2 separate regions of the Homo sapiens genome follow, and region 2 is linked to region 1. Evidence: chromatin loops called from intact Hi-C (ENCODE). Cell type or tissue: endothelial cell of umbilical vein. All regions are shown on one strand. Each heading gives the region's core, and the rest is flanking DNA. Links, peaks and the distances in the headings are about the cores only.

What was found. Peaks named below come from ENCODE experiments on the same cell type or tissue, not always from the same donor. Only the 100,000 strongest peaks of a DNase experiment are listed, where the experiment ranks them.
Region 2: a loop joins it to region 1, with 6 times the contacts of the local background. A loop is called at or near these places in 3 of 110 quality-filtered maps.

What each region holds. Positions count from the first base shown.
Region 1 is chr13:40,587,291-40,592,597 of GRCh38, reverse strand. The region is part of intron 1 of FOXO1 (forkhead box O1); the gene reads left to right. Among named protein-coding and RNA genes, the nearest start is that of FOXO1, 77 kb to the left of the region's middle. RefSeq lists enhancers at 2,580-2,819, 2,830-2,889. In endothelial cell of umbilical vein, for the core only: no CTCF peak of the experiment used is centred there; a DNase peak (open chromatin) is centred at 2,787; H3K27ac peaks cover 4,137 bases.
Region 2 is chr13:40,191,428-40,196,734 of GRCh38, reverse strand. All of the region lies in intron 1 of LOC124903162, which reads left to right. It overlaps LINC00548 (long intergenic non-protein coding RNA 548), which reads left to right. Exons shown (of 6, transcript NR_033877.1): 6 at 344-2,226. Among named protein-coding and RNA genes, the nearest start is that of LINC00332, 12 kb to the right of the region's middle. In endothelial cell of umbilical vein, for the core only: no CTCF peak of the experiment used is centred there; DNase peaks (open chromatin) are centred at 2,324 and 2,964; H3K27ac peaks cover 3,534 bases.

The DNA of each region.
Region 1 (5,307 bases), core at 202-5,201:
GCTGTAGTTCTGGTTGTGTTCCTCCAAGAGGCAGGAGAGGAGAATTGGAGATATTCAGAACATGTTTGGGAGGAATGTAGTAATCAGGGCACCCTTCTGGTTTAAGTTGTCTTTTCTGCTTCGCTGCTATTCAGAAAGTGAAAAGCTTTGTTCTGGAACTTTGAGATATAGATGGGTCTTTTGCTTTTAATAATTTAAGGTAACTCCTTCAAAGATATTGCAGGTCTAGTTCACAAAACAAATTGTACAGTGAGCTGAGAGCAACTTTCTCTGTCCTGAGTTTTGATGAAGTTGTTTTTTTTAAATCATGATCAGGATACAGGTCCTCAATTAGTTTGTCTGGAATTTAGTAAGCGGAGTGCTGGAGATTGGAGATCAGAGTAGCATGAAGATTGAATAAGATGGGGATTGCACATTCTGGTTTACCCAGTTTGGAAGAGTAATGCATAGGTAATATACAGGTTGTGTTGATGGGTGAGGATACAGATGTCACAGTTTGTGAGAATTCAAGTGTAGTGATTTATTTCATTTAATCTACTGGCAGAGCTCTAATTTACTTATGGAGCTGTAGAAACAAAAAATTTCTAATAGGGCTGAGTGCGGTGGCTCACGTCTGTAATCTCAGCACTTTGGGAGGTCAAGGCGGGTGGATCACTTGAGGCCCGGAACTCGAGACCAGCCTGACCAACATCATGAGACCCTGTCTCTACTAAGAATGCAAAAATTAGCCTGGCGTGGTGGCACACAGCTGTAAAAATATCTCAGCTACTCAGGAGGCTGAGGTATGAGAATTGCTTGGACCTGGGAGGTGGAGGTTGCAGTGAGCCAAGATCGAGCCACCTCACTCTAGCCTGGGCGATAGAGTGAGACTCTGTCTCAAAAAATATATATATTTTTAGTAGTTTTTGCTATAGTTTTATGAAAGTAACAAGACTAGTAAAATTATAAAACAATTGGCCTTTATGGTCTAAAGCGTTCTTATTTATAGCCACCCAGAATGTATCATCTGCTAGTCTCCACTCTGCTGTCTGTCCTTTCCATCATCCCTCTTGGGCGCCCTACCTGGCTGGCCTGCCCAGTAAGTATGGCACCAGGTTTCCTGTTCTGGGCCTCTGGCTGCTTTGTACTTCTCCATTCCTGGAGGTCTCTGGACCTTCAGCTGCTCAAAATTCAATTGCACCAACTTTGACTGAAGTGCACTGCTGATGATCCTTCTCTTTGTGAGCCTTGCCTCTTCCCTATGAGCTACTTTCTGCCTAGACCTCCTCATGGTGCCGTGTCCAGAACGTGGGAGCCACCCGGCTAGGAAACTCAACACTGCTGCCCTCCTAGCAGTAGCAGCAAGCTACAGCTTGCCCCCTTTCAAGGTGTTTGACCCTGTTGGATTTCTCATTGCTCCCCTTCTTGCTTTGTATTTTTTTTGGCAGGAAGAGTCTCTTTTATTTCTGAGCTGATTTGCAGATCAGAAACGATGGACCTCTGTTGAACTCTGAAGCAGTCCTCCCTCTCCACTTGGGACTGCTAGTCCTCTTGCCTTTGGTATAAAGGGGTCCTCCATCTGTCCCCAGGCCCCATCCTCCGAGAGGCCTTCCAGAACCTGAGCATTGTGTTTTTCTTTTTCAATACTTTAGTACCTTAGAAACCAGAAAGTGATAAATGAGGAGAGTAGGTATGAAGTAGAAGAGGATTTTGATGGCCAGCTCGTAAAGTGTAGCGTTAAGTGAAACATTGTGATGTGAACAATTTGGTATTTTTGAAAGTCCTAATGCTACTTGTACCAGGTGAAATGTTTAAATCTCTCTCAAGCCCCTAGCATTTTGATATTCTTAAAAAAGAAAAAAAAAGCCACACAGAAGGCATTAGTCCAGCGTGGTATGTTATTGAAACTGGAACGATATTGCAGCATATCTCCACATCTCCCGTTGACGGCAAAGCTGAGCCAGTGAAACAGGTGTGAGCCTTTGAGACTGCTGGGATAACCCATGCTGTGGAGATGGAAAACTAAACTTTTGAGTGAGTTTTCTGGTTTATTGGGATTCATCCTTGGTATATCAGCAGTTGTGGTTTCAAGGTTCCATATTTTAGTTCTTGTTCCACTTGATGGAACACTTGACATCTATCCTCTTCTGTAACTCCGCAAGAGGGGCATTTGGTTAATGGTCATTTTGGAAAGAAAGCTATTTTGGGGACAGTAATTGCCTGGAGTCTTTATGTAAGAAGAGACCGAAGAGTCTTAGCAAGGAGAAGGTTTCTGTTTGCGGCATTTGGCCCATAGTATAGTACACATTCCTGTTGTGTTGTTTTGTTTGCATCATTGGGCTTAGATGTTATTAGATATTACTAGTCTAATCCAATTCCTTGTTCTTGGAGAATAGGTTTCTTGTTTATCTGAATGGCTTTTCTTTGCGTCACTATGCCAGAATAGTCATTCTTGGACAGAAATGATGGTTTTAAAATCTCTCTTACATTTTAAGACCTGCTCTAGGGGTTGTAAAATAGTACTGCTGTTATTGGGAGGAGTTGGGTAGGGGCCACAGCAGCAGGGAGAGAGAGGCTCCCATCGTACAAACTTGCAGACTTTTATTAAAACGTATTTATTGATTGCAAATTATGTCAACAGAGTGAGGCTTTGGTAACTCTTCAAGTTACTAGTGTTTCCTTCTTTGCATAGTTGTTTCCCATCACCCTTTAAACATCTGCTGCTTCTGGTCTTGTCCAGTCATGCTTGAGTGATCAGCCCCAGAAGTCTGACAGCTCTTCCTGTCTTGACTCAGGACAGTCCAGGACAGCTGAGCTCCCTGCACTGAAACAATGGGACTCCTGAAAACTGCTCTGCTGTTGACATGAGAAGCACATTTCCTCTTTCTTAACTTCCAGAAAGTTACTGTGGTGGCTTTGAAATTTGTTCTGAAACAATAAGCTCAAAGGATTCTGTTAATCTATTCTGATTAATTTAGGAGGCAGCAGCATTCATTATTTGACTTATGTTAGTGGTTAATTAACCAAAGTAGAACATGTTCACTTTTTATAAATTAAATGCTGATAGAGTAACAAAGACGAAATATTTTACAACACAGATCCTTGAATTTGACTCTGAAATATTCTGTTATTTTGCAGCAGTTTCCGGTTTTAGTGACACTTACATACTGTTTCTATTATTAGCAAGTTTTGAATTTAAGTAACTTGAAATGGATATGAAAGTTGTTTCTATAAATAATACAGACTGTACTCATGTGAGAGTTTTTTTTCTTTAATTTCATTGTTGGCCTTGATTGGGGAGAAGATTTATATTTTATGCCAGTCTTTTCTTGTTTAGAATTGGCAAGAATTGGATTGAGTTGTATTAAACTGTTTATGTGAATAGATAGTTACTTTTGAGATGTCTTTGAATGTAGAATATTCTTGCAGCCATTTCTTGATGGTCTGCCTTGACTGTCTTATGGACAGTTGGCATCAGTGACACTTTCATTTATTTACTTATTTATTTTTTTTTAGACAGAGTCTCGCTCTGTCGCCCAGGCTGGAATGCAGTCGTTCGATCTCAGGCTCACTGCAACCTCTGCCTGCTGGATTCAAGTGATTCTTGTGCCTCAGCCTCCAAAGTAGCCGGGATTACAGGCATGCACCACTATGCCTGGCTAATTTTTGCATTTTTAATAGAGATGGGGTTTTACCATGTTGGCCAGGCTGGTCTTGAACTCCTGACTTCCAGCAATCTGCCCACCTCGGCCTCCCAAAGTGCTGGGATTACAGGAGTGAGTCATCACTCCTGGTCAATCAGTGACACTTTTAAATCACTTGTGTCCTTGACTCTTTTTATGTTGTCTTTATGAGGGACAGGCCCTTTATTCTACCAAGGAGACCTCCATAGTTGCTCATTCTGAATTCTTTCAGGAAGATTTGGTTGAGGGTTGTTCATTAGGCTGGGGCCTCTGCCGGGGTGGGTTGAGATTAGATGGATAACAGGAAAATAATCATAGTGCTTCCCAGCCCCTGTAAGTGAGGGGTCTTCTTAGGATAACTTTTTGGCTTGGAGTAAATGTCCCCCCCAAAATCTTAAACTCAGTTTAAGGGTGAAAACTTAAATATAATTTGTTCCTGGACTTTGGGATTCTGTGAACATTTGTTTGCTTCTGTTAGTGATGGTTATGGAGGGTTTAACCGCCCACATTTTCACTACCTTTTTAGCCCAATAAATGGAAAAAGAAAAGGTAGGCAGGGAATTTTGTTCCACTTAAAACATCAGTTGGCCTGTTCGGATTCAGGTGACTCAAGGTTTGGTAATGAAGCTAGAGAAGTCTTGTGCAGATACACTCAAACTTCCTGACTGTGCAGTTCAGGGAATTGTAAGTAGAGCCTGAGCAAGGAACACCTTGATTGTTGGAGAGGAAAGGTGGAAGATGAGCACTCCCTAATCCTCCTCTACTCAGTTTCTTTAGGGTTAAATGGGCATTTATTTAAATGTAGGATTCTGCTTGCCTGAACTCCCAAGGTTCTGTTAATTGAATTGAATCCTTTCTATCCTGGGCTTCCTCCCGCACCATAGCAGATGTGAGGATATGGAGCATAATGCAGTAGTGCTCTGTACTCTGTGTTATGCAATTTGAAAAGTGCCGTTCTAGCCCGAAAATGTTAGTGCATTGACTCTCTTTCACATGAAAGGCCTTAAAGTTTACCCCTGGAAGTCAACCTAGGGTGGCACAGAGGCAGAGACCCATTACCACCATCAACCCTCTGGCCCTTTTAAAAGGTGGGGAGAGGCTACTGTGAACACTGAAGACAGCACTTTAGTTGGATGGACTTCATAATTAATGTCTCATTAAGTGAAGACTTCCGTTTCATTTGGCTTTCCAGACCATTCGGTAGAAATGCAGAGGAATGGAGGGAGAACAGTGCATCTCAGTTGGCAGGCAGGAAGAGCAGATGTGGAAGAAGCAACAAAGATTTTCTCCAAGCACTTGAGCCGTGCTTTAGGTATAGATGGACTGTCTTTGGGGCCATCCTAGTAATCAACATGGTTAATGGCAGCTTCTCTCTCTGTCCTTGAGTCTTTTAGCAAAAATAAGTTTTTATTTGACTCCTCAAGCAAGGGTACCCAGCCTTGGAGAGGAGATGAAATTAAGATAAATCTTTATTTTTTCTTATTTGTATTTGAAGGGGAAGTTTAAAACTAGTCATGTAAATAGCTGTTTGGCTTATCTGGACTTTCCAGTCATTTTTGTTTTCCTTCCTTTCACGGATAATCAATCTTTCACTATCTGTTCGTATTTGCTTCTTATTGTGGTCTCCTGCTCCGCCCTGCCCACT
Region 2 (5,307 bases), core at 221-5,220, 400 kb after region 1:
CCAATGCCACACCACTGATTTCTTAACACTGGTAAAGGTCTATACATCAAAGCAAGTGCTTCCTTTACTTTTTTCTGCATCCATCTATATTTTGCTTTTTCATCTGTCATATGAAACTACTATTATTTAGCATTTCTTTATGCTCAGCCTTCAGTCCAATTATTGGACACATTACAGGGTGCTGGGCACTGGACTAAACACAACTACTGGCAGTAACAATTCTAATTATGATGATAATGATCATTGGTCCAGTTCTGTCTCTCAGGTGCTCTGTGGGACTGAGCAGGCATCCATGGACACACGCATGCTTTAATGGGCACACCCATGCTCTCCTTTCCCACAGAGAGGCACAGAGCTGAGCATATTGCTTCAGACCCAGAAGAATCTCCTCCATCCCAATTGGGTACAATTGTGAAGGAAATGTGTTGGAGGAAGTCACCTTCTGTGAGCTGCTTATCCATCAAGTTGCACTCTGTGTGGGTGTGTATCCTTCCTATCTTGGCTGTCTTAGGTCTCCATATCCTAGGCAGTAGCCGGGTCAGTATTCCTTACCATGCACATTTGGGCAATAGAGGTACTGGACAATATAGGTAAATTCACAACCAATTCTTTCCCTGCATTTTCTCCAAATCTGTGGACCAAATCCTACTTACCCATGGCCCTACAAAGTTGTCTTTCCTATCAACACTAACACACCACACCTTGTTTCTCCTAACCTTCCCAGAATTCCTTGAAGGCTTTCTGATATTTGAGGCTTGACAAAATTTATTCATGCATTGATTAAGCAGCTAGGATTTATTAACCACTGTGAAACAGAAATTTTGCCAGGCAATGAAGATATTTAGTTGAGTAAGACAGTGCTTCTGTATTCAAGAAGTCTACCTGTGACCTATTTTAACTGTATGTTTCCCTGAATTTGGGGCATTCGAATGGTATGTACTAAATGTCTTATTGGATGGTTCATCCTGGAGGAGCGGCTAATGGAGGCTGGAGTCAAGCTAGGTGTCTGGGCTCATGTCTACCTTCTTCTGAGTATCAGAGGGCAGACTCTGATGTTCTCAGAGATAGATGTTCTCATAGTCTTCGGCTGGAGGAAATGCCCTTGTTCATGCCATCTGTTGACCTGTAGCTACCATGTAGACCTCTCTGAGGGCCTGTGGCTCATCAGGAGATCCGATGGACACCTGAATCTCAGAAAAACTGACCTATGGCACTGTTGTGATGCACAGGTATAGGCACATCTCAAAACATACCCGTAAATGTCCCAAGTTTGAATATTTTCAAAATTATAAGCTTGTATATAGCTTATATATTTGCATTGTAATCCATTTGTACAGTACCTAATTCAATGCGAGCAATTACTAATTTGGAAATTGTACTGATATAAATAATTCCTCTCTTTATTGCATGTAACACTGTGTCAGTGATATAAAAGCTATGTGTGTATATATATACATATATATAATATACAGATGTATTGAAATAACTTTTCTATTTGTAAACATAATGGAATTACTGTAGAATATCACCCTCAAGGGAAGGAAGAAATACATGTGAGCACTTTCAGGGTAGTTTGCCTGCATCTGAGCAGTTGTAGATACTTTGGTGGTATAACTGGTGATGAAGAAGAAGGAGGGAAGTTGCAGAGGAAAGAAGCTTGGAGATGTTTGGGATAGCTTTTTTAATTTTCACTGGAGTCGATTGTGCTAGGGCTTGGTTTTGAGGATCTGTGGGTAAATGCTGAGAGGGGTGGGTGCAGTTGCCTAGGCACAAATATCTGAATAGAGCAGATATGGATGAGTGGTTCAGGGGAGGAAATATTATCTGCCTTCTTTTCATTCTGCTTCATGCTAGGCAGGGCAATGATGATTGGTTTTCATTCAGCTTGTGCTCCAAGAGTACCTCAGAAAATGGGGAGCCATTTTTCCCCAGTTTTGGTTTTTAGAGGTTTATATCCCCAACTGGCTATGGTTGGCTGGCAGCCTTTAGCTTCAGTGTAGCCACACATGATTTCACGTCGTCTGTACATTCTTCGGCAGGAACCTGCTCCTTTTACTTCCAGTGGACACAGAGCACTTCAGCTATGGGCATCCATAACTACTTCCTCCTGGATCTGAGGCTTTCTTGGCTCTGAGAGCTTCCTGGGTTTGCTGACCTCACCCCTGTGAGGAGGAGGATTGGCCCGGCTGCTGAAAACATACGTGTAATTGAAGGAATTCTATTAAGAAAAAGGAAAAGAAAAAAAACACAAACAACAAACTCAACCAGATACATCTTCCATGGCCATTGTTCAATGCTGGGAATCTGTGGTTCGGTGCCATGGTAGGGAAGGAAGAGTGACTGTGAGAGGCATTTCCTCACTGAAGATTATAAAGAGCGGGTGAGGCTGGAAGTGGCCGAGCGGAAATGGAGAATAGTGTCTCCCTCCAAATAGGGTGATTCAGAGGGAGTTGATTTGAGGGAAATATGTGACAATGGGAGCCTAACAACTAGAAATCTTGAAACAAAATGAAACAACACACCATTATCAGCACCTAACCAGCCAGGAGCTTCCGTAGAATCCAAGGGTTCCACCCCTTACTACGCGGTAATTAGCCAGACCCATGGATCTTCCGCAGTGTTTCAGCATCCTCACTCAGTGATACATTCTAGTCAACATTCCTCAGGCTGGAAAACTTTTCTCATGTCTCACTTGAATCTCACCTGCTGCAGCTGAAGTTCATTTCTCCTTGCTTTGTTCCGGGGGACATGGAAAAGAACCGGTCGCCGTTTTCTCCTTAAGAATCCTGCGGACATGTGATGAGTTAAAAACACATTTTCCCCTGCCCACCCCTACTTAGCTGTTCAGAACTCTCTGAATTGGTAAATTCTGGAGAAACTCTGTTAAATCTTTATGCTCAGGGGAACAAGATCCAGTTACCAAGCAAAATTAAAGTGCAGCAACAACACCCCTGTTCTGGTTTGTCAAGGAAAACCCTTTGCCTGGACTCTCGATTTCCAAACAGAATGCAGCACAGTTTAAAGAGTATTTTGTTTTCCTTTTCTGGAACCCATTGTGTGTCACGTCAGAGACAATGAGCTGCTCATACAGCTGCAGTTGTCCAAGTATTAAACTTCCCATGCAAGTCCAGGTTAGCTTGGAAGATAGTAAAACCGCTGGGTGAAGTGTGTGTGTCCCCGTGTGTGTGTCTGAGTGTGCGTAGATAGGGGTGCCCGGGGCGGAGGGCTGACTATGCCGTTTTCCAGCTTGAAGCATTCATGGCCTCTTTCTTTCAGGCTCAGGAGGCTGTCCCCACAGCAACACTCACACACTGTGGAACTGAATAATCATTGGCAAGATCTAGGGGACAGTAAGCCAGATTGGGCGGGGAGAGCATTCCATTATTATAACACAATGCCATAATAGGATACAAAATTCTTTTCATATTAATTCTTATACAACAGGAATCTTAAATCTCGACTTTTACAGTGGAAGGGGAGGTAAAATGCAGCCAGCTCTTTGTTGTATTTTTGTAACTAAAGTTATCTGATGCACCTTGGGGGGCCGTGTGGGCCTTAGCTGCCTGTACTCTGCTCCCTCAGTGTCTAGAAAGGCTTTCGTTTCTCCCAAGGAGAAGCATGGAGCTCATTCACACCGCCAGGCTCGGCACCTTCTCTCAGAGTCCTTCCCTGTGTGTGGGTGCTGCTCTTGGGAAACCGTCCCTCCCAGAAGGCTGTGCTCATTCTTCTTGCCCCACGACCAGAGTGCCTTTGAGTGTGGAGACAGACTGTAACCAGGTCTCCTCTGAGGACTTGGGCTTGCAGCGCCTGCAAAGCTGATGGGGACCACACTGGTCTCTGAGTGACATCCAGCCCCCACCCACCCACCCCTGAGGTGATGGCGAGATGCTCACTGCCAGGGCTGTGGAGGACGGGAAGCCCTCCTTCCCGGGCCACTCTTCCTGAGCCTGGCAGAACCCAGCATGTCCCTTGTCCATGTTGTTGACAGGCCAACTCACAGACTGGGCATGGACACTGGGACCCAAAAGCCTGAATGCTATTTCTAACTTGGCTGTGTCCCTGGGCTTTGGTTTCCTACCACAGAGCCTGGGTGGAGAAGTCACTGGGCAGGGGCTCAGCTAGGCGGCTGACTTGGGGTGGATACTGGGAGACGTGGGGATTTCGCTTCATAAAAGTGTAGAAAATGAGTTTAGCAGTCTTTGTGACCTCATCCATCTAACTCCAATCTCTGACTTTGGCCATGGTAGGGATTAAAATATATTCAAATAAACCCCTACAAACTCTGTAGCATTTCAATATGTCTTTGATAGGAATTTAAACTCTTATCCTGAATTCATTCTTGTACTTATTCTTGGAGCATACATTTATTTAGAATATTTCAAGAGAGCCCTTCCTAAAAATCTCTATAAACTTTAAGTGCAAATAAGCTGTGTTTGCCAAGCCTCCAGCCCCCAAGGAGATCAATTCCTTCTCAAGTACCCTACAAGTTTGGGGCTGCCCAGGCAATATTTCAAACCTGTTTAATAACACCTTGTGGGGAAATGATGACACATTTTCTTATTTTCCATTAGTTTTCTATTTGTTCTTTGAATGAAAGAGACTCCATATGTAAATGTGATTATTATTCTCTGAACTTCCTCTGTGCAAGTTGGGTACCAGAATCTCCTGGGTTGTTTGAACAGGATTCAGGCTGGAATTTCAACAGCCAATATCAATGAAGGAAAGCAATAAAATCCATGAAAAATTAACATTGCTAAAGAGTACCACAGGCCCCCCAGGGCTACAACTATGAGGGTCACCAGTAAGTGACCACGATTTAATGAAGTGGCGCTCCCTCTGATTAGGAAGAAGTGGGCCTGGCATCTTCTACAGCATAAATACCGTGTTTCTGAGCATGCCAAGCCAATGCTTTCAGCGTCTGAATTTTCTCCCAGCCTGAGCTGGCAGTGGACAGCAGAGGACATTCCACTGAAATCGGGCCATCGGGAGCTGAAGACAAAGGCAGCTGATTCAAGTGCACCAAATTGGAGTTTCTCTAATCAAATATATTAAACCCACCATCATTCTTGATTGTTTTAATGGGAAGAAAGGGCAGCTGTGGCCTTCATTTTCTAAGCATTTTATTTAGTGCCATGGGGGTTGGAAGAAGGGGAGGGGAGGGAAAAGTGGGTGGGAAAGGAAGAGAGGTAGAGATGGCTAAGAAAGCTACAGGAAGCTAATGTCTTTTGTCTTAAAAGTAAAATGATTTTGCATGCTGTTCAGATCCACACAGAGAGTTCCCAGAGCTGTTACTCACTAAGAAAAACT